Linked DNA regions of Mus musculus: all the other regions are linked to region 3. The links are chromatin loops, found by intact Hi-C in ENCODE. Cell type or tissue: heart. All regions are shown on one strand. Links, peaks and the distances in the headings refer to the core of each region. The heading gives the core; the rest is flanking DNA. Region 1 overlaps Arhgap29 (Rho GTPase activating protein 29). Region 2 has its middle 13 kb from the start of Arhgap29. Region 3 holds the start of Abcd3 (ATP-binding cassette, sub-family D (ALD), member 3).

Region 1 (7,363 bases), core at 1,785-5,784, 160 kb before region 3:
CTGAGTTACTAAAAATACATTTCATTCAAACCTCAAATTGTACTCTAACTACTTCCAGTTCCCCATGATTTAATATACACTCCTGAAAGTCTATAAATCAACAAAAAATCTAAAGGGAAGACTAATCACAAAGGTTCATAACAGGACATTAGCATAGTCTAGTAATTAATTTATCCAGGAACTTCACAAATTAGCAGGCCTTCAACTATCTGTACTGGAATTGTTCAAAGAAAACAAGTTTCACTTACACCAAACGTTCTTTCCCTTATAGTAAAGCGACCTCCAGTTAATTTTATGAAGAAAAGCTCCCCTATCCTACCACGCAACTGGCAACTTTTCAAAACTTCCAGGAGTTTAAATGGTTCCTTTAAGCTACACCACGTTATCTCCCCTTCAAAGAACCAAACTAAGCTAAAACAAACAAAAGAACAGTGGCACAGTTAGTAAAAGCAAGAGGCTGAGACTTCATGTGGTAGAAACAAACCTACAGGCTTGGACTAGGAAAACCAACCCAGGCTGCCACGTTTTTAAATGAAAGGCTGGGATTGTGAATCGATAAGAGTATCTCCTTTCCTTTCCTCATAAGGCTGCTGTGAATAGCAACTAATAAACATGAAACTGCCTTTGTCTTAATGCTTACAAATGAGAGCCTTACAAGGAAATCTATAAGATTCACACAAAATGTATCTGAAAAGAGATACACTTAACAGAGATTTAGTAAAAGAAATACTTATAGCCTTGCCCCACAATATCTTGATTAATAAAAAAGTGAAATTTAAATTTCACTCTATCATAAAATCAATATTAGTATATAACTTGGAAATCAAATAAGAGTACATTGTATTAAAACATTTCTGTATTTGTCAAGTTACATTTATTATCATTCTGTACTACACCTAAGTACAAAACAATTTTAAACACAGCCACCACACAATGCCTGCCTTTGATTTATACTACAAAGGTATTGCAGATGGAAATATAAAGAAATTTAACTAGATTTCTACAACAGCAAAACAGTATCCCACCCAGTGTTTGGGTGTTTCCCTGTCAATGTGGCACCCTGCACTTTACTGTATTGTTTACCCACTTAGTTTCACCCGTTCATTTTCTGCTACATTCATCTTATCAAGTGAAAACAGATTAGCCCGCTCTACTTTTTGTTTCTCAGCCATTAACACAATACCACAGTGTTTATACTGCAAACACTTCATGGAAACGCTTGAGTGAATACATGAAAAAAAAATCATGGTGTTTTCCTTGATTAAAAAAAGAAAAACTGACCAATTTAAAAAAAAAATGGTTTTGTTAATTCAGCTTGCTCAAAACAACAAAGGAAAAAGCGCAGAACTTATAAGCAGCAAACCTCTACTTTCGCTGTGATGACTTCTGAATTTACAGGACAACTGTGGACCTTGAGTACAGCAGCTTTTTTTTTTTAACTAGCTAGCTACCTGGTAACTGTAAAACTAGTAACAGCTGACTTAAAGCACTAATGAGAGTTTTATATGTAAGAACTCATTTAATAAACAAAATCCACTGATGGATGTGCTAGCACCTCCTTGGTTCAGGATTACAGACAACCAGCAAGAAGTGGAATGAGGGCTGCTGTGTGTGTGCTAGCTCTTATTACATAATAACCTTGAATTAGCCATCCTCCTGCCTCAGCCCCTCAAGTCCTGAGATTACAGACCCAAGTCTAGGTTCTGAATCTCTATAATAAACTGTCATGAGGTTAAAGGAGTTACAGAATAATGATAGTTTACAATATGTGATTTATATAATAAACTTGCATCTTTCATCTTTGTCTATTTAAAATAAAAAGCAAAAAAGGTAAGGGTAGAGGAGAGGAGAGCAAGTGAAAGGGGGATGGCTCCTTGTCATCTCCAGTACTAAAGGCCGAGAGGAGACACTGGTTCAAGGCCGATCTGAGCTTCATAGGAAGACTCTCAAACAAAACAGCACAACCTGACAAAACAAAACCAAAAACAACTAGAAGAACAAAGTAATTGTAAGCTCTGATTAAAATCCATTTAAAATTGTGTTATATAAATAAAAGTTACAAGAATATTCACAACTCACAATCTGCTCTTCCAAATATACTTTATAATATCATTTTATACTTTCAAACATGAAGTAGCAGAAAAACTAGGAATATTGTGCTGTGTGTGTTCCTTCTATGTAACTAAAAGGTTTTAAATTCTCGGATTCCAGAGGTATGTTACAAAAGCATACTTTAAAATTCCTTCATGAAACACTGGAGATGGCTTGGCAGTTAAGAACACTTGGGCTTGGTTCCCAGCACCTCCATCAAAACTGTTACTCCAGATCTAGGAGCATCCTATACCCCTCTCTGGCCTCTGTGCGCACTTGATACATGCGTTACACAAGCAAAACAACTTACACAAACAAAATTAGTCTTTTATTTTAAAAAATACTTCATAAACTAGGAGAACATTTGTGAATCTGTTATTTGGAAAGCATAATAGTATTCCTGGGGGGGGGGCAACCATAAACCTGAGTTGGCCTTACATTACATATATTCTAATCCACAATTAAACATAGAAATTAAAGTGAGTATCTTTAGCCCCTTAATGTAATATGCATAATTTCTTCCTATAATTATTAGTAATGCACCTTAATGATAGTAGATAGGAATCTCACACTTAACATTTCACACCTGCTGCTTGTGTAAGAGTGCAGGGGAACCTCACCTTGGTGATGAGCTCTGGAAGAAGACACCAAACTATCACTTGCCTGAGGCCAGTAAGGATTCAGGCCTCAAATCTCTCTCTTTAAGGAGTTCATTTATTCCTAAATTGAGTCAGCTAGAACACCTGCATCAGTGTGTGTGTGTCTGTGTGTGTGTAAGGGGAGGGGGAGGAAAGAGAACACATGAATAAAACTGTATTTCCTGTTAGAAATAGAGGTCTTTGATAATCACTAGTTCTTCAACTACTAAAATTGGTTTCATAGTTCTACTAGGAAACTTCAATGCAGAATTTGTCATAAAACTCACAAAAAAAATCAGTCTTGGGGAAAGAGGGAATACTCTGTAAAAATTCATCACAAAACTTGAAGATAAATACACTGAACTATGTTCAGCTTCAATCTCTCTCTCTCTCTCTCTCTCTCTGGGTGTATACATGCACATGTATGCTGTGTGTGGAGGCCTCAAGTTGAACTCGGGTATCTTCTTTGAGTTCTTTCCACTTTGACAGTATCTTAGTGAACATAGCTTACCAGTTGCGGTTAGTCCAGCCTGCCAGCTTGTCCCTAATATCCTGTCTTTACTGGAAGGAATTATTGGGGGCCTCTGAGCTTGCTTGGCTTCTATTCTATATAGATTCTGAGCATCCAACTCTAATTCTCATACATTTTTGTTCGTTTTGTTTTTTAGGTATTATTATTGTTGTTGTTGTTGTTATTGTTATTATTATTATTATTGTGACAGGGTTTCTCTGTGTAGCCCTAGCTGTTCTGCAACTCACTCTGTAGTCCAGGCTGGCCTTGAACGCAGAGATCTGCTTACCTCTGCCTGAGTGCTGGAACGAAAAGAGTGTGCCACTCCTGCTGGGCTACATGAACCTTCTATGTCAAAGAGTAGTCTCCTACTGTATGTTATAACCACCTTTCTCTTTTCCCACTGAGGACCAGTGAGAATCTTCTTAGGCTCTGGATTGTCTACATATATATTGAAACTCATACATTTTTTTAAAGATAAAAGATGATACAACTTGTTTTAAAATATCATTTTAAATTTGTAAAACAAAGGATAACTATATAAGATGTGGATTTGAAAGAATATAAAATTCTCCCCAAAAATAACAATAGAAATTCTAATACAATTCTTATTTATATTAACTAAAACTTAAATGGAAACATTAAATTATACTCTACTATAAAGTGAGGTAAATACTTTATTACCTAAAATATTATTTTAATAGCCTTTTAAAAAAAATCAACCAGTATAATGGACTATACATCAAAAAGAACAAAAACAACAACTTAAAAGTAAAAAAGCAAGGCTTTATTATGAAGCCATACATCTTTGAATAAATGGCAGGTTTGTTGTTTTGTTGAGATGTGTTATGAGTATAATAATGTGTTTAGGGTATCTTTCTAGCTAGCTGCCATCCAATCATCCATAGCTAGACTTCAAGATGGAGCTATTAAAATAAACAGGACTGTGAGTAACTTCTTTAACATGTATACAATCTCAAAAGAACAATATATGATAAAAACTTTACTAAAATTTTGAACCTTCCATTTCAGTCCAATTATTTTGGGAATTTCAACTTGAAAATTATAGTTAGGTTTGAGAAAATTAGTATAAACATAAGATATGGTTTTGGGAAACAAACATCTTAGTTATATGCTCAAATATATTTGTTGGAATCTGATAAATGTCTATAAAGGCCCAAGAGGCCTCATATAAACACCAGAGATCTTCATTCCTTATGTCTAGCAATGACACAGTGAGCTGGTGTTTATTACTAAAGAGGAAGAGGTCTCTGAAGCACTCCCTGTCATTGACATCAAATGTGGATAGGAAAGTGGCACTAATAGCTGAAAGACAGGTTCTCCAGTCAAGTCAGAGATGTACATTTTGGATTAAATTTTGGCAAGAATATGAAAAATATATTTTAGACTGAAGTGCCAGCAGGGTAAATTACAAAGTCTGCTTCTCACAGATCAGTACCAGGAGTGTTTAGATTTCAGTGTTCTCAAGTAAGCCAATGTAAAATACACTCAACTCTGCTCAAAATCCAAAACTAGTTTTTCGTTTGTGCGCTTGTTCTCTCGCACTTAACAAGGCTTTTATTATGTATTGTACTGTTATCTGGTTAGAAAAACATTTACATTGTAAGCATTTAACGTTAATTTTGGGAAAAAGTCATAAACTAAGTAGTGAAGAATGGCCTGCTCTTGTCATGGGACACACATTGATGCATTATTAGGCAGGCGCTTAAGTTTTACAAACTACGAGTAAGAATACTGAGAAAAGTTGACAAACCTGAAAGAATAGCTTCTTTCAAATATAGCAACATATGGGAGAACTTCCTGACATCATTCACCAGCTCCTTGATGTACTCCGGATCAAAACTGGAGCTGGAACTTACGGACTTGAGCCCCATTTCAGAAGTTGTAATAGCAGCAGAAGGTTGGCCTGATGCCCAAACACGCTTTTTCTTTGCCTTTTTCTGTTTGTGAGCAATCATCCTCTCATTTAACAGTCAGAAAAACTGAAATCCTTAAGGGGACAAGAAACAAAAGAGAGGGGAAAATAGCATATCAGCCAAGAGATATCATACTAGGTTTCACAAACAGCCCCCAGCCCACCTCAGCGTTCTAGTTCTAGAGAAGGAAACACTGAGCCCAATGACAGCAGCTGCCACCGAGTGTCTGACAACTCCATGATAAGCAAACCCTGGGATGCAAGCTCCTACCATTCTTTTCATTTCACAATGCAAAGAGCCTGAGCTTTCCGGGCTAAAATGCCTATAGATTCCCTACTGTTATCAAGTTCAAACATAGATAAACCTTAGTGCTAACATTTGTGCTCATAACTACTTTAATTCTTACAATAGAGAACTTTCCTTTTTTTATTGTAAGGACAGTTCTAAAGCATCACTTAGTAGACAGTCATGTTTTCCCTTTGCAGAATTGTCTTCAAAACTAAAGGTGAGATAGATTGAGAGAAAATCTTCTCCTACCACTTACTGTGTGACCTCACAAGCTGTTAATTCATCTCTTCACTGTGATATGCTCATTCAAGGAAAACATACTGACAACACCTACACCAGAGATTACCGTCAGAGTCAGATGTGGCAATGATACAGAAGTGTCCATTCAGCACATTAGTTCAATTAGAGTAATTTTCAGAGAATGCATATACATGCATATGTATCTAGCTTATCCAAACTTGTCAAGAATATTTCTTTGTTGAAAGAAGTTCTAAGAATGTCTAGTAATCTCACATACCTCAACTGGATAAATAAATAATCTGACTAAAAGAGTAATTTCAGGATGATATAGTAAAAGGGCAATACTTGACATAAGAAAAACTTGTATTTTAATCTCAGCTCTAATATTTTCCAAATGTGCAATCGATTCAACTAATTTACAGGCTCATCTGAAGATTAAAAGAGATCACAAAATAAAAAGGGTCTTCTGTTAAGACATCTAATTCCAATGTACTAGAACTCAAATTTTTGTCTTTTTATCTTTATTTAACTATTCTAAAATTGAAAGTCCTTATTTTGGTTGTGCCTCTTGAAATCAGAAAAGAAACAACAAAGTAGGGCCAGGCATATCCTATCACATCCCAGACAGAGTCAGGAAGGTCTCAAGGGTTCAAGGCCAGCCTGGACCACATATCAAGTTCCAGGATAGCCTGGACTATGTAGAAAGACCTTGTTTCATTAAAAAACAAGCAAGCAAGCAAACAAACAATAGCAGGACAATGGTGGCACATGCCTTTAATCCCAGCACTCTGGGGCAGAGGCAGGTGATCTCTAAGTTCGAGGTCAGCTTGGTTTACAGAGTGAGATCCAAAACAGCCAGAGTTACAGAGAGAAACCCTGACTGGAAAAAACAAAAGAAGGGGTTCAGGGTGGTGGAGAATTAGCTCAAACATCATTAAACCTTTCCCAAATATGCTATGAGTATTTGGATAATTTCATAATGATAGAACAACCAAGGATGTCCATGAAATCAATAATAGGAAGCTTCTTGTAATAATATCTTTGTTATATGTAAGAGACATTGTTTACTCATACCACGCATGGCATAATAGATTTTTGTTCCCAATAGCAATTCTCTAATATATCTATTCTTACTTTTACTGCTACCATCTAATGAACAACCATTACTTTTCTTAAGCTTCTATTAATATTAATTTCTTAAGGATTTAGCTACTTCCATTTATGTGTCATGAACCTCTAACGTGTATATCCTAGTACTCCTTCTTTGCTCAGTACTTTTCAAAAGGACTGAGGTAAATGTGAAGGTCGGTGAAGTTCAAAATGATAGTGGTGTTCCTACACCTGCCTCTACAGCGAGACATGACTCACTTCCCCACACATACCTTTTTCATTTCCAGACCTTTCTTTTTTCCTTCTTTCTTTCTTTTCTGCAACCCACAGCATGAATTATGTACTATAACTAATATACACAGTAGTATGCCATTTTTGTGTATAGTGCATGTACAAATGCATTTGGGTTTCATAAAACACATAATCTAAGGATCTGTGATATATGTTTCATTATTCTATCTCATTTGTTTTATTTATATTTGGTATTTACTTTCAATTATGTGTGTATCTATGTGTATGTGTATGTATACACATGTGAATGCAGATGC
Region 2 (7,363 bases), core at 2,304-6,303, 140 kb before region 3:
TGCAAATAAACTCTTTCCTCTCCTAAATTGCTTTTGGTCAAGGTTGTTATTAGAGCAACAGAAATGAAACTAGAGAATCTAGCATTCACTATGTAGCCCACGATGGCCTTGAACTCATGACAATTCTCCTACCTCAAATTATATGGTTTCAAAGAATCAGTGAATCTTTCTTTCTCCTTTTTTTTAAAAATTTATCTACCTATTTTGCAGAAATTTCTAAGCTTAACCACCCCTCCCCCTTTTTTGAGACAGAGTCTCACTAAATATCTCTAGGTTTCCTGGAACTCATTATGTAGACCAGGCTGGCTTCAAATTCACAGAGCTCCACCTGCCTCTGCCTCACAAGTGCTGGAATTACACTCAGCCTGAGCTTAAACTTTATATTAAAATGCTAAATATATGAAAAAACCAAAACAATTTTAAGAAGAAATTGGGGAACTTAGGACAGTTTTACCTCAAGATTTACTACTGTTCAAGTACAAGAATCAAGACAGTGTGATTTCTGGCCTAGTGATATATATACCAACAGGACAGACTCCAAAAGTAAAACCAAACATATGGAGTAACTGAGCTTTCACAGAAGGAAAGCTGCTCTTTCGATAAGTACTTGATACCCATATGCAATGAAAAGAGTATCAACCTTAAACCACAGTATAGCAACCTACATAGAAAAAAAAAACAAAATAAACATAGAATCTAAAACACTACTTCCTCAAATTTAGGAGAAAAGAAGCAGATGTCTATTTTTTGAAGATTATTCTTAGGATTACAACCATGTTTATGTATTATTTATAAAATTTCTTTTCACGGGAACAGTGTTAAGCAGTTGAGTCAGTATAGCTGTCAAGCCTAAAATATTCACCATCTGTGCCCCAAAATTCCAAAATGCTTTTTGAAACTATAGGAAAAACCCCAGGCAATGATTTCTCAGACATACTCAAAAAGCAAGAACCAGAAAAGAACACCTTGGCAAACTGGATGAAAATTAACTTATATTCTTCTAAGATCTTTTTAAAATAGAAAGTACAAGCTAAAATGGGGGGAGGGAGGAGTAACAAAGAGTTTTATCTAAATTATATCAAGAACTCTTACAAAATAAGTAAGCTCACAATAACTAATGAAGGAATACTTTATAGAAGGTGACACCCAGTGGGAATACACACTTGGAGTAGTGACCGATAACCAAAAAACTAGACCGAGATACTAACCACAAGAAATTCAAATTTCAGCTAAACCAAAATATTGCATGCTATTCAGCATGTAGATCAGCAGTAACTGCAATATAGTACTGCTATACACGGTACACAAATCAGAGGAAACAATCTGGCAGCTTCTTAGTTAAATTTTCCCATTTATAGATCCAAAAGAAATGAAAACATGCATTCATCCCAAATCTTGTTCACAAGGATTTTCAAAGTATTCAGAAACTGCAAACAGCCAATATCCCTCAATAGACAAGTCAAAAGAGTGTGCCACAGTCTTAAAGGGCAATCCTACACTTAACAAAAGTGTCCGAGACATAGCAAGAACTCTTCAATGAATCTTAAAAGCATTATGCTAGGGCCTGGGAGACAGGGCCTTGGTTCAGAGCACTTGCTGCTCTTGTAAGGCTCTGGGGTTGGGTTCACAGACCCCACACGGCAGCTTTCAACTATCATCCCTCCAGTTCCAGGGACTCTGGCACCCTCTTCTGGCCTTTACAGGCACCAGGCCTGCCCGTGCTACACAAGCACATACTCGGGTAAGGCACTCACACACATAAAAAGGAAGCTAAAAACAATTAAAGCAGCATACCAAATCAAAAAAGCCGGGTCAAAAATACAGAAAAACTATTTAGTTATATTAACGTAATTACATTTATATGAAACTTTGGAGATACGAAAGCTGGAATTTAGTGGCAAAAAGCAGTGTAACTGGTTGCCTGAGAACTTGAGGATTAGCATAACCATAAATACATTTTAGAATGATGGAAGCATGGGCACAAATCATTTGTCAAAACTCAAAGTTTTGACATATGAAACATAAATTCCATTTTATGTAAATTATATGTCAATTAATTATATATGCATATCAGTGTATGTATCAATTACAGTATATAAACCTTATCTGTACCTTGATTCAAGCTATTAAAAAATGACCTATAATTTGACTAAACACTAAACTGAATTATGAAAAATGTTGACGTTATATTTAATAATCTTTCTTTTTGAAAGTATATGCTAAATATTTATGGATAAAATAACATGATGTCTATGGTTTATGTCCAAATAATATGAAGGATTGAATGAAGAGGGGTAAAAAATAGAAGACTGGTCAGGCTTTGTGATACATGCCTACAATCCTAGATAGTTCAGTTGCAGGATAATAAATTCAGCAATTTAGCAATTCAGCAAAATCAAAGATATACCTTAGAAGTGCTCAGTAGTAAAGCATGCCCAGTATGCCTGAGGTCCTAGGTTCTACCGCTGGTACTGGGAGGAAAGGATGGTCATAAATCAATATACTGGGAGGCTAAGGCTGGGTATGGAGGAATTTTTTATATTATTTGGTCTATTTTCATACATGCTTGAAAATTTTCCATATTAAAAATTATTTTGTTTTGGTTTATACCAGGTATTTTGGGGATCTCATGAGTCTCCCTACCAGTCTGACTCTGATATTTCCTTTCATTCTCTGCTTCCCAGTTTCCCTTTGGAAGCCAGCTGGTATGCACAGGACCAAGCACATTAAGCAAAAACCTGAGAGGTGAACTGTAAACAAACCTATATAATGGTGTGTCTGAAAGTTCCTGGAACTCTGCTTACCCTTTTCCTAGTACTTTTAAGTGGGCTGAAGAGATGGTTCAACAGTTAAGAGCACTTACTGCCCTTGAAGAGGACCAGGGTTTGGTTCCCAGCGTCCCAGATGGCGGCTCACACACATCTGTAACTCCACTTCCAGGCGATATGTTACCTTGTTTAACCTTCACAGACTCCTGCACACACACACATGTGGTGCACAAACACACACTCAGGCACATACATATACATAAAATAAACATCCCAAAAGTATGTTAAGTGTCCGTTATCTCTCAAAAAGGGAGGCTGGTATTTAAAAACTTTCTCAAGAAGACACACTGACATGTCTTAAGAGAAAGGTTATTTATTACCTAAGGAGGTAGCTGCACCCGATGTCTACTCGGAACAGGCTCATTTCCTTATCATCCCAGTAATAAACAGAAACAATAAAATCTTAATACTCCACTGAAATCTTTATTATAACAGAATGATCTGCTGACTGGCCTTGTTTCTTTATCCACAAATATTTGTGACTCGTGATCACACAGGAGGTGAGTGGGAAATTGAAAAAACAAACCAACAACCTACTCAAGCAAAGGAAACAGCGCTGAATGCTCCAAAGCAGAACTGGATCGGCGGCATCCTGGTATGTAGTGGAGATAACCTTCAATTCTGCCCAGAAGGGTCCTAATACTTTGTATGTACTGAAAACTCAAATCTCCGGGTCTTCAAACTCACAGAAAATACTTCTTCTAAGAAATCTGTTCATTCTTTCCACTAAAATTAACCATCCCTCTACTTTCCCATAGGACATTCAACATACTTCTTTCTTTCAATGCATCCATAACTTTATGCCTTGGGCTCTATTTCATATTGTCTATTGTTACTCAATAAATGAAAAAGTTCTACAGGGCTCTATCTAGCATGATGGAATGTCGTTGAATTTTCTCAGTGAATGCTGAGTATTTTCTCAGTGTCACAAGATTTAAAAAAAAAAAAAACCCTTCCACAAAGCTTTCTGTGTAAAAGCAGCCTTTACAATGGAGAGATGCTGGTATCTGTGCTCTATTTTAAGAGAAATGGAACTAAACAGCCAATATATATGTGCCAGTGTTTTCTTCTCAGCAGAAGTTCCACTTTCTGCTAATTTGGGGATTGAAACCTTTTCTATCTGGGCCTAGCTTACTGGCATTCACTCTCAAGCTTCTCCAATCATGAGACCAGAGCTACAAGCTCTGTATGGGTATTGAGGCTTAAGTGTCAGGGCTCCTTACTTGCACAGTACTTGAAGCATTTCTAAGTAGGCACTTCTGGCAAACTGCCTAAAGAAATCACGGAAGAAAATGACCTAAATCTTGTGTTGGGTTTTATTCCTTTTAACTATTCCTTCATATCTAAATCTGAATTCTCTTTTTCATAGAGAGGTAACCCTTTGCCCAAATTCAATGAGACGGCAACATGAATTCCCAAATGAGAAAAGAAACAGGTAAACAGATCCAACTCCACTGTGGTCTTTGAACTTTCGAAAAATGCATAACATTTCCCCTCCCCTCAAGATACATGTTATGTGTCAGAACATGTTAAAGACCCCAAAGAACACTGTGTGAAACCCAATCCTTGATCGCCACAGACGTAGAGTGGTTTAAAAAAAAAAAAAGTGAGATAAACTCGGGGTACTGTCAAAAAAAAGGCTCCAAGACCAGGAGCCTGGAGCAACTTGGTTTTGTGGAAACAGTTTCCATCAAAGACAAAGTCCTGCGGCATTTTCAGCAATAAAACTTTCAGGGACAGGCTCCCCTGGTGGTAACTGTAATCTCTCAGTTTATCAATTCCTAGTCTGCAAAGCGCACGGTTTACCCTAGGGCCACAGCTGGAAAAAGGGCGACCAGAGCCCAAGGAATGCAAGGAGGAAAAGTGACAGAAACGCCTGGGAAGGGGGGCAGGGCAACAGAGGGAAGGGGGGTGTCTGCCAAACAGGTCAAGAAATGCCAGAGGAAAAAGTGAGGACGGGGCCGGAAAAGTTCCTCACGGTACCCCAGCCTCTGCATCTGTCACAGTGGAGTTTGTGAGAACGCCCACCAAACTTCCTAACGCCATCCCGGCAGGAAACCCAGACGTGAAGACCGGAGGAAGAAAAAGCGATGGGGAAGCTCTCGGAGCCCAAGTGCCTCAGGCAGGCGGGAGAGGTGGCTGGGAAAGGGCCCCGGGCTTCAGGTCGCCCGCTGCCGAGACCTTGGAGGAGGACGGTCAGTCCCGCGAGCCGCTGCCGGACGGACCGACGGCGCCGATCCCCGCACGGGCACCGGGGTCCGCAACGTCCCTCCCCGCGCCTCAGAGCCCTTCGTCGCCTCCTGACTCTCACGGGTGGAGGGAATTTCAAGTCCGGAGTACCGGGCCCTGCCCGCAACCGCCACCGCCCCGCGCCTCCCGGACCCCCGACCCCCCAAAGCGCCTGCCAGCCCCGAGGCACGGCGGGAGCCCGAACCGCCACCCCTCAACTCACCGTGGGGCTCCATCCCGCGTCCCGGACGCTTAACGCTCACGGCCGCCACCCCGTCAGCCGGCTGGAACTCGCCGCCCCCATCCCCCACGACTGGCCTGAGGACGCCGGTCGAGGATCCGCCGCCGCCACCGCCCCTGCAGCTACCGCCACGACCGCGCCAGCCGCGGACGCGACGCCCCGCCCCCTGCCTCGCACCCCACGCCTCACGCTTCACGCCCTCCTCCGCCCGCCCTCTGGAGCCCAGCCCATTGGCCTGCGCCCTAGGAGGCGGGGTCACCGCTGAAGGGGCGGGTCCATAACAGGTGCGGGTGGGGCAAGGCGTGCTCAATTCCTCTTAGAGGGGCCTTGACCTGACCAAGGTCCCAAAGTCCCAGGGTACTGGTTGCCAATCGGACCCACCAAGGGAATTGGCACTCTTTCTTAGCTCCATATGGGATCCACTCCTCAGTCCTGATTTAATTGCCATTTTTCAGGAGGGTACTGTGAATACTTTCCGGTCAGGGTTTTAGTCTTGAGCTTGTTTGATTGGCTTTCTTGCTCCTCCATCCTTTCTCACTTTGAAACTTTCCTACTCTTCTTTCTTCAGCTGTCATTTTCTGAAAACGAAATTACTTAATTACATCAGCTATTATGCACAGTATCTGGCTACATAGATGTGTTAGATAAGTATTAATTAACTACCCATCCCTCTAATCATACAACATACTTCTTACCATCAAATGCTCCAGATAATAGGACCATTAACGTGGTTGGTGGGGATACGCAACAAGAAAGCATGTTGCTAGATGTTAGGTTATATATCAAATATGGGAGGGAAATGTTAGAGACTGTTGCTCATTTAACTTACACTTACCTGTACCAAGAATGTCTTTCCTGCTGTTGATGCTGAGACATAGTTCTCCCTGGATATTGACAAACAGGTAAACTTACAGAACGTGTCTTCTCTGCTTTTCCTGTTGCTGTGATCAAATACCCTGATCAAAGCAACTTAAGGAAAGTTTACTTTATTTAGCTCACAATTCAGAAAATGCAAAGCAGCAGGAACTTGAAACAGCTTGTCACTTACAGTCACAGTCAGAAGAGGGGAACAGAGAATGGATGCGGCTCCTCAACTCACTTTCCCCACTCTTAGACAGTCCGTGATGCCTTGCCCAGGGAATAGGGCCACCCACAGTGGGCAAGCTGCCCCACTTCGGTCAGCATAATCAAGATAACGTCCCACAGGTACACGCAGAGGTTTATCGTACGGTTGACTCTAATTCCTGTCTGTAGGAACACAGTCTCCAAGAATGGAGTCATATAAGGTGAATTGAATGCTTTTGAGAAAATTCCCAAGAAACCAAGATGAGAGTCTTATGACCTCAGTTTCTATAAAAACACAAGAGTTGAATCCTGTGTTGGTAGTACACTCCTTTAATCCCAGCACTCAGGAGGGAGAGGCAGGCAGATCTCTGTGAGTTCAAAGCCAGCCTGGTCTACGTAGAGAATTCCAGGACAACCAGGGATACATAGAGAAGCACCATCTTCAAAAACCAAACCAACCAATGAAAAAGAACAGAACTGTTCTTGAATTAGGCCTTCTTTCTCCTCCTAAGTGCATGGAATAGAAGTGAGTTCACTTCAGATTACTCATCGCAACTGGCTATTGTTTATTGTTTATTGTTTATATGCCTCTATGAAAGAAAACATGTTTTTCCACGTGTGTCTTGTCTACCACATGCGGCTTGCCCTTGTGATTGTATGCTTTACTCTGCGTCTCCATCTTAACCCTCAGAGTATAAACTGTCTGATGCGCTAGATAAAGTTAGCTATTGCCTGAGATTTTAGTCCAGCTCATTTATCCACCCCATTCTCCCAGGTCCCACGGCCTCCAGAATAGTGACCCTGACATGTTGATAATAATGAGCACAAAAGGGCACTTCGATAAACTCAATTTCATGTTCCTCTTTAATCTTCTTTCTAAATACATAATAGATATATTTGTCTCTTTGCTTTTCTTGTTTTTCTTTCAGACAGAGTTTCTCTGTGTAGCTCTAGTTGTCCTGTAACTCACTCTGTAGACCAGGCTGGCCTTGAACTCCAC
Region 3 (7,363 bases), core at 1,906-5,905:
TCACATGGACGTGAGGATCCTGGAGTGTATCTTGGTGATGAGAAAACAGTAAGGGGCTTGCTCATTTGCATCTCATTATCCCCCATAACAAGTGTGCATCACTTCTGTGTCATAGACTTTGGGTAAATATTACTGTCCTCTCAGACAGCCAGGAGATGGCACAGCCTGTTAAAAAGTTTTCTCCCTATTAATTAACAGTATCACCTCCCCCCTATACAGATGAAATCCACTCTTGGTATTTGCTCCGTGCTGCCTTGAATCGGTTCTCACTACCTTTTGCCTAGATATTTCACGTAGTGTGTAAACTGGTCTCTCAGCTTTATAGTTCCTCCTCCAGTCTATTCTTCCTGCTCTTGAAGCATGTTCTACCCTAAAGCTGATGTACTAATCTTCCCCCAAACTTATGCATGCAGTTAACGCTTATCCGTGCACGCAGAATAAATCACACTCTGTTAACTTGGCGCTTTATGCCTTCCACATGTTGACACTTTCCTTAGTTAGGGTTTCCATTGCTGTGAAGAGACACCACGACCAACTCCTATAAAGGACAGCATTTAATTGGGGCTGACTTCCAGGTTCAGAGGTTCAGTCCACTATCGTCCCAGTGGGAAACATAGCAGTGTCCAGGCGGGCAAGGTGCTAGAGGAGCTGGAAGTTCCACATCTTGTCCCAAAGGCAAATAGAAGATTGTCTCCCCCTCCCCACCCCCGTGGCTTGGAGGAGGTTCTCAAAGTGCACCCCCAATGTGACACACTTCCTCCAACAAGGCCACGCCTCCTAATAGTGCCCCTCCCTGGCCAAGTATATACAAACCACCACAATACTAAGCATTTCAACATTCTCTCTCATTCCACTCTCCCCTAACCTCAGCCTTAGCCATCTTCCTCAATCTGCTTTGTTTCCCACTATTTCCTCCAAATCTCATATGTCCCAGTTTTTGCTTTTTAATAGGGTTGACCTGAATCAATCAGCTGCAAAGAGATCACACTCTAAATTTAGTGTCTGAACACAGCAAACGTGCATTATTTCCGCAGCATCTGTGAGTCAGGAGTTCCGGAGCATCGCAGTTGAGTTCTATGGTGGGGTCACTCATGAGATTGTAGTTTTCAGAAGGTGTCACCAGAGAGAGGTCTGTTTCTCAAGTGACTGGCCAGGCCGGTGTCCGATTCTCTGGGACTTCCAGAGCATTCTCCATGACAGCTGGCTTTCTCTCGAGAAAGCAGTCCAGGAGATCAAGGCCAGAGTCCTAATATCAGGAGCTCAGTCAAGAGTCACATACTATCAGATTACTCTTTGTACTAGCTCTGAAGTAAAGGAGAGAGACGAAGACTGGGAGACCAGGAGGCAAAGCTCAGGAGAACAATCATGAGAGTTGGCTGCCACATTTTTTTCCCTGATTCTTTCTTCAATCTCCAACTCCATGTGTCCCCTATCTCCCCTGTTCTCAGTAGCTCAAATTCTTTAAATGTCAGATAGCCTGGAGACTGCTTAATAAAATCCTACTTTCTCTGTCTTATATTTATTTGGTATGATGAAATGTGAATCTAAACATTGCATATCAAATGACATAGAGCTGAAGAACTTTCTTCCCTTCTAAAATCCTACACTTGGTTGCTCTGAGATTGTGTCACTGAGACAGGATCCCCTTCTTGTTTGGAGGATTTGAACAACCTGGATTTGACTTAGAGAAGTGGCTTCGTGCTGGATGGTTTTATGTCAGTTTGACACACACTAGAGTCATCTGAGAGGGAATCTCAATTAACAAACCGCCTCCACAAGATCCATAAGTGTAGGCCTGTAGGACATTTTCTTAATTAGTGATTGACAGGGGAAGGCCCAGCCCATTGTGGGTGGGGTCACTTCTGGGCTGGTGGGTTCTACAAGAAAGCAGGCTGAGCAAGCCAGTAGACAACACTCAACCTCCATGGCCTCTGCATTAGCACCTGCCTCCAGGTTCCTTCTCTGAGTTCCTGCCCTGGCTTCCTTCAGTGATGAACAGTTGATGTGGAAGTATAAGTCAAACAAACTCTTTCTTCCCCAATTTGCTTTTTGGTCATGGTGTTTCATCACAGCAATAGAAAGCCAAACTAAGACAGGCTTCAATTTAGAGACCAGGGGTTTATAGACACAATTCTCTGCACTGATTTCAATTTATGTTTCCAGAGAAATGGAACCTGGCGTCTACTTTTCAACTCAGGTTTAATATCGGCAGTGGATCTAGTTTGCTCTGAACCTCTCAAGCACTACTGCATTTAGACTTTATACTTCTTCTCTATGTGCACACATTTCCTCATCCTTTCTTGGTGATGGGGGCTGCAGTCCTTCTGTATGCTGTCCCTCTGTGCTGTCCCTCTGTGCTAAAGCTAACTTTGTTAGACTGACCCTCAGTGTTTTTTATCAGATGGGCATATCAACAACTAGAAAACATTGTAGCTTGTATAATCTCCCTTCCTTCCTTCCTTCCTCCCTTCCTTCCTTCCTTCCTTCCTTCCTTCCTTCCTTCCTTCCTCTTCCTGCCCCTTAGACTCTTCTATGCTTCTTGAGTAAGGGTATTTTGTAGAATATTTTGTCAGTGAATTATTCTTGCCTTTTTTTTCCTGAATGCTTTGAAATCTATTTTCTTTCTTTCTTTCCTTTTCTCTCTCTCTCTTTCTTTCTCTCTTTTCTTCCTTCCTTCCTTTCTCTTTCTTTTCTTTTCCTTTTTAAGATTTATTTATTTTATGTATATGAGTGCACTGTAGCTGTCTTCAGAAACCTGAAGAGGGCATCAGATCCCATTACAGATGGTTGTGAGCCACCACGGAGTTGCTGGGAATTGAACTCAGGACCTCTGGAAGAGCAGTCAGTGCTTTTAACTGCTGAGCCATCTCTCCAGCCCGAAATCTATTATCCTACAGATGATGTTTTCAATCAGTTTTAGGAACTCTCCTTTCATTATTACAAACTCTTCTCCCCCAAGTTTCCAATGCTTTTATACTGCGCTGCAACTCACTAGTGAAACAATGCCTACCCAAGTCCTCCCACCTGCTAGCAGACTCCTTTGGCCTTAGGGTGTAGCTTTGACGTCATCCTATTTGTCAAGTGTTAAGGAAAAGTTCTAGGAAAATTCTAAATTCTCTTATTGGTATTCTCATAGCACTTAGTTCACTTCTCTAAGCTGACACTTAAACTCATCCATATTTTTCTTCATGTTTTTCTTCTGCACCAGCCTCTGGAGAATAAGGGATTGATTGTTCATACTTGTATTCTCTGTGCCAGGCATACCTAATTACCTAAGTGATTCCCAGGGTAATGGGAAAACACACAAACGGCATATGGAGGATTTGGTACAGGCTCTACTTCTGCGTAACTTAGACTTTTGACGATTGTTGAGCACCTGCACACAGCACACACCACGGTGTGTGGTCTTTGCCATTCTCATAACCATTTAACCATTCACACAGAGAAAACACCTAGGCATCACTGTTTCATTGGTTCCTTTTATGCGTAGGCAACATTTATATATTTTGTGAGGTTTTAGAAGCTTCCTTTCTGACACTTGCTTCTCGACAGTTTCTTAAACTGAAAACAGCCATTCATTAAGTTATTGTGCATGCGCTAGACTAAACGCTAGGGATAACACTTTCTGCATGATAGGGGTGGGACAGGAGAAGAATGCTGTAATCTGTAAAGTTCGTCTGCTTCTGGGAGTAAGGCCAGCATTAATACAACGCACGATTGTTATTTCTGAATGTCCCTTTGCAAAGAACAGAGTTTCTCAAACTTTCTTTGACCAGACCTAACATAAAGAAATACATTTTTTTATCGCCATCCTTGTACATATCTACCAAAAAAGAGTAATTGTTTCTTAAAACTCCTTTTTGTCACGCACTCTGAGCTTTTTCCCACTACATTATTTTTATAAAAAAATTAACAGAGTGGTGGACCCGTCCTCCCAAACCGATTTTACAGAACTAGAGACCTAATCCACGGCGACTTGAAATAAGATTATCTGATTGTAGTCTTTCTTTTCCAGGTCTCCCTTCACTCCTTAAGTTGCAAATATTGACCTTTTTAGTGATGGGGCCGTTCCCCTCCTCCCCCGGCTTCTTTAAGAGGGTGGTACCGACCCATCCAGGGGGTGGCGGAGGGGCAGGGCCCACGGAGTCCGTGGCGCAGGCCCGGCCCGCTCTTCCAGTTCTTGTGAAAGAAAGCTAGGGTGTGTGCAAGCAGAGATCGCAAGGCCGAAGCGTGGGCTGCTGGAGACCGGCGCGGAGGACTAGCGTTGTCTGCCCGCCGCGTTTCCGGCCGAGTCCGCGGGGGTCCGCGCGTGCGCAGAGCGTCCCCCCGGGGAACGACCCTTTCGATCGCCCCGCGCCCGCGCGCGCGCCCGGGAAGCCAAAGTCCACGGTGGGCTCGGCGCGGCGGCGCGCGCCAGGGGGCGTTCCCGCGCGGCCGGCCCCGCCCTCTCTCGGCGCCGAGCTATCCTCCCAGTTTCCCCCGCGGTTCCTGCACTGAGGTTGTCGCCGGCGCGTCCCCTATCCCGCGGCTCGCTCGCCCTGCCGGTGCCATGGCGGCCTTCAGCAAGTACTTGACGGCACGGAACACCTCGCTGGCGGGGGCCGCGTTCCTGCTGCTCTGCCTACTCCATAAGCGGCGTCGCGCCCTCGGCCTGCACGGGTGAGGCTCGCGGCCGCGCCGCCTTCCCCGGGCCCGAGCGGGGAGCTCCGGGCGCGCGCCTTGCCCTTCTCTCCCAGGTCCCGAGCTGCGCGGGTGCCCGCGGAACCGGGCCAGCGGTCCCGGAGCCCTGCGGCCCTCAGCCTGGCGGCCGCCGCGCAATCTCAACACCACGGGAGGGAGGAGGACACGCCGCGTCCCTGCGCCCCCGCGCCCCCTCACCATCTCCCCGTGCATGTCAACTTTATGGGTGCATTCTGGTTTTGCCATCTCATCGCCACTGAACGCTAAGGTTTGCGTTCGTTCGGGATGGGCATTTTACTCGCCAGCTCGACTCCGGAGTAGTGGCGGTGGATAGTAGCCAGGGGCGTTCCTGGGGTTTTCTGGGTCCAGTGGGCACGATTTTCTTCTAAAGCGGTGCCCTCTTTTTCCGGAATTGGTCAGTGAATGCCCTCATTTGGAAAGGTTGAATTGGCTCAGCGGTGTGTGGAGGACAAAGTTTCCTCCGTCGACTTTATAGGTGAAAGGTGAAAGTGTGTTTTAGGTGAAGATCACTTGTTAATTACACCATACAGCTACCTGCCTGGAGAGAATGTTAAAGTTTACTTTGAACTTTTGGGAGATTAGGAAAGAAGGGAGAATTGAGTTCTGGGGGTGGGATTACAGGCACAATTTTAACTTCTTGTCGCCCATTTGATTTCAGCGAGCGACAAAGAAAAGGTTACTTCCTAACTAAGCATTCTTACTAGTGTTTGGATATTTAGTGTCCAATCTTAGAATAATGCTTTCATGCATTTTATTTCATCAACCCTCTGGGTAGGTACTATTTATTGTCTCCTGCTTTTGGTTTGCTCGGACTATCTTATTATTAGAATTTGGCCTAAAATACTAGCAGAGAGCTCCATGTATCCTTTCATGAAGTATTTTCTGTCTTATCTACTTTGACTTGCTCATTGGCTGCAGCATTGGCCCTTCTCTTCCTAAATCAGCTTTACAAAATAATGATATGCCTCTCCTTCACATACTATTCGTCCTTTTTAAGGGTTCTTGGAGGGGGACGATTAATTTGAAATATTTTTCTATTAGATCGTGCCCTTTCTGAACTCTCATTTGGGATTAGAAGTTATCAGTTACTTGGAATGTGCCGATAGAACATAGTAAATGCTTTACATTTAATTACTTGAATTAGTCTTTGTAGGGAAGCGTTTCAGCGCCTAGAGTAGGTATTTTAGTAGTGAGGGAACTTGACTGCTAACAACTCTGACTGATTTAAAAGCAGTTCTCAAGCCGGGCATGGTGGCGCACGCCTTTAATCCCAGCACTCGGGAGGCAGAGGCAGGCGGATTTCTGAGTTCGAGGCCAGCCTGGTCTACAGAGTGAGTTCCAGGACAGCCAGGGCTACACAGAGAAACCCTGTCTCGAAAAAAAAAAAAAAGAAGAAAAAGCAGTTCTCTTTACTGGGACACTGTATACATACAGAAAACAATATGCAGCATAAATGTCAGGTTTGCAGGTAAAAGACACCTGTGTAATCAGTGCCCAGATCAAACAGCAGACTGTTATCAGCACCCAGAAAACCCCTATGTCCCTCTCCAGTCACAGTCCAAGCCAACAGCTCTACTGGGAAATAATAGCAATAGAGGTGACATGGTATAACACAGTTTATCTTCCTAAATAATTGAAGCTGTTCATCTGCCATTCAAAAAATCTTTTTGAGAAACTTTGTGAACTTTCTGAAGATAGAATTATGCAACAGGTAGTTTACTGAACAAAATAGAGTTGCTGATCTTTCATTGTCGGATGAGTAGCAAAATCTTTGCTTTAGGCATTAAACATTTTGAGGGGTGAGGATGCAGATTATGAGCAGATAAATTCAAAGCATACATTATTGAGATAAAAATGATTGAGCTTACATAAGTCACTACTATATAACTACAGGTTATATAGGCATATATCTAATAATATTAGAACATGAATATATATATACATATATATATATATATATATACACATACACACACACATATATACACACATATATATGTATTAGATACTTTGTACTTTCTTATCTTTCAGTCCCTATCTTTGGTTTCACAGTCTGGAAGTTCTGTTTTACTGGCCTTTGGGTCCATTTGGTAACAGAGCTAATTAATTTTAACCTTCTATTTTACTGGCCCTTGGGTGCATTTGGTAACAGAGCTAATTAATTTTAATGTCTGGTACTTAACTAAGGAATAAGTGGTTGCTCGTCTTTATTTTTGTTCATCTTGTGAATAGTAAGTTTGTCTTCCCAGTACATAATCTCTTGGAATTGGAGAGCTAACAGAACTTGTAAAAGTACTTCAGAAGTTATGTTGCAGCATTATTCTAAATACTAAAGTGGATAAAATTCTGTTACTTTAAAATGCTATTAGTGTAATTTTTATTACCCTATTAAATAACACACACACTTTTATTATGGAATATTTTACGTATATGTGTATGTATATATATACATACACACACACATATATATAATAGAATTATAATCCCCTATTCACTTTACCCATATTGTTTCATCCATCTGTTTGATCCCCACTCCTTTTTATAGGTAAAACTTACATTTATTGAAATGTGCAATTCTTAGTTACACTTGTCAAACAAATGGACACACTTGTATTAAATCCCTGTCATAAATTGGGACATTTTTGTCTTCTGAGAAAGTTCC

What was found. Peaks named below come from ENCODE experiments on the same cell type or tissue, not always from the same donor. Only the 100,000 strongest peaks of a DNase experiment are listed, where the experiment ranks them.
Region 1: it touches region 3 in a loop (1.9-fold over the local background); 1 of 42 quality-filtered maps calls a loop at or near these places.
Region 2: a loop joins it to region 3, with 2.4 times the contacts of the local background. A loop is called at or near these places in 1 of 42 quality-filtered maps.

Annotation. Positions count from the first base shown.
Region 1 is chr3:121,971,767-121,979,129 of GRCm38, reverse strand. Arhgap29 (Rho GTPase activating protein 29) reads right to left here. Exons shown (of 23, transcript NM_001356524.1): 2 at 5,015-5,251. The coding sequence starts at 5,219. Among named protein-coding and RNA genes, the nearest start is that of Arhgap29, 7.6 kb to the right of the region's middle. In heart, for the core only: no CTCF peak of the experiment used is centred there; no DNase peak of the experiment used is centred there.
Region 2 is chr3:121,951,322-121,958,684 of GRCm38, reverse strand. It overlaps a transcript of Arhgap29 not described here. Among named protein-coding and RNA genes, the nearest start is that of Arhgap29, 13 kb to the left of the region's middle. In heart, for the core only: a CTCF peak has its summit at 4,569; DNase peaks (open chromatin) are centred at 4,864 and 5,464; H3K4me3 peaks cover 2,473 bases; H3K27ac peaks cover 1,573 bases.
Region 3 is chr3:121,812,305-121,819,667 of GRCm38, reverse strand. It overlaps Abcd3 (ATP-binding cassette, sub-family D (ALD), member 3), which reads left to right and starts at 4,366. Exons shown (of 23, transcript NM_008991.3): 1 at 4,366-4,659. The coding sequence starts at 4,550. In heart, for the core only: a CTCF peak has its summit at 4,202; a DNase peak (open chromatin) is centred at 4,277; H3K4me3 peaks cover 2,511 bases; H3K27ac peaks cover 1,879 bases.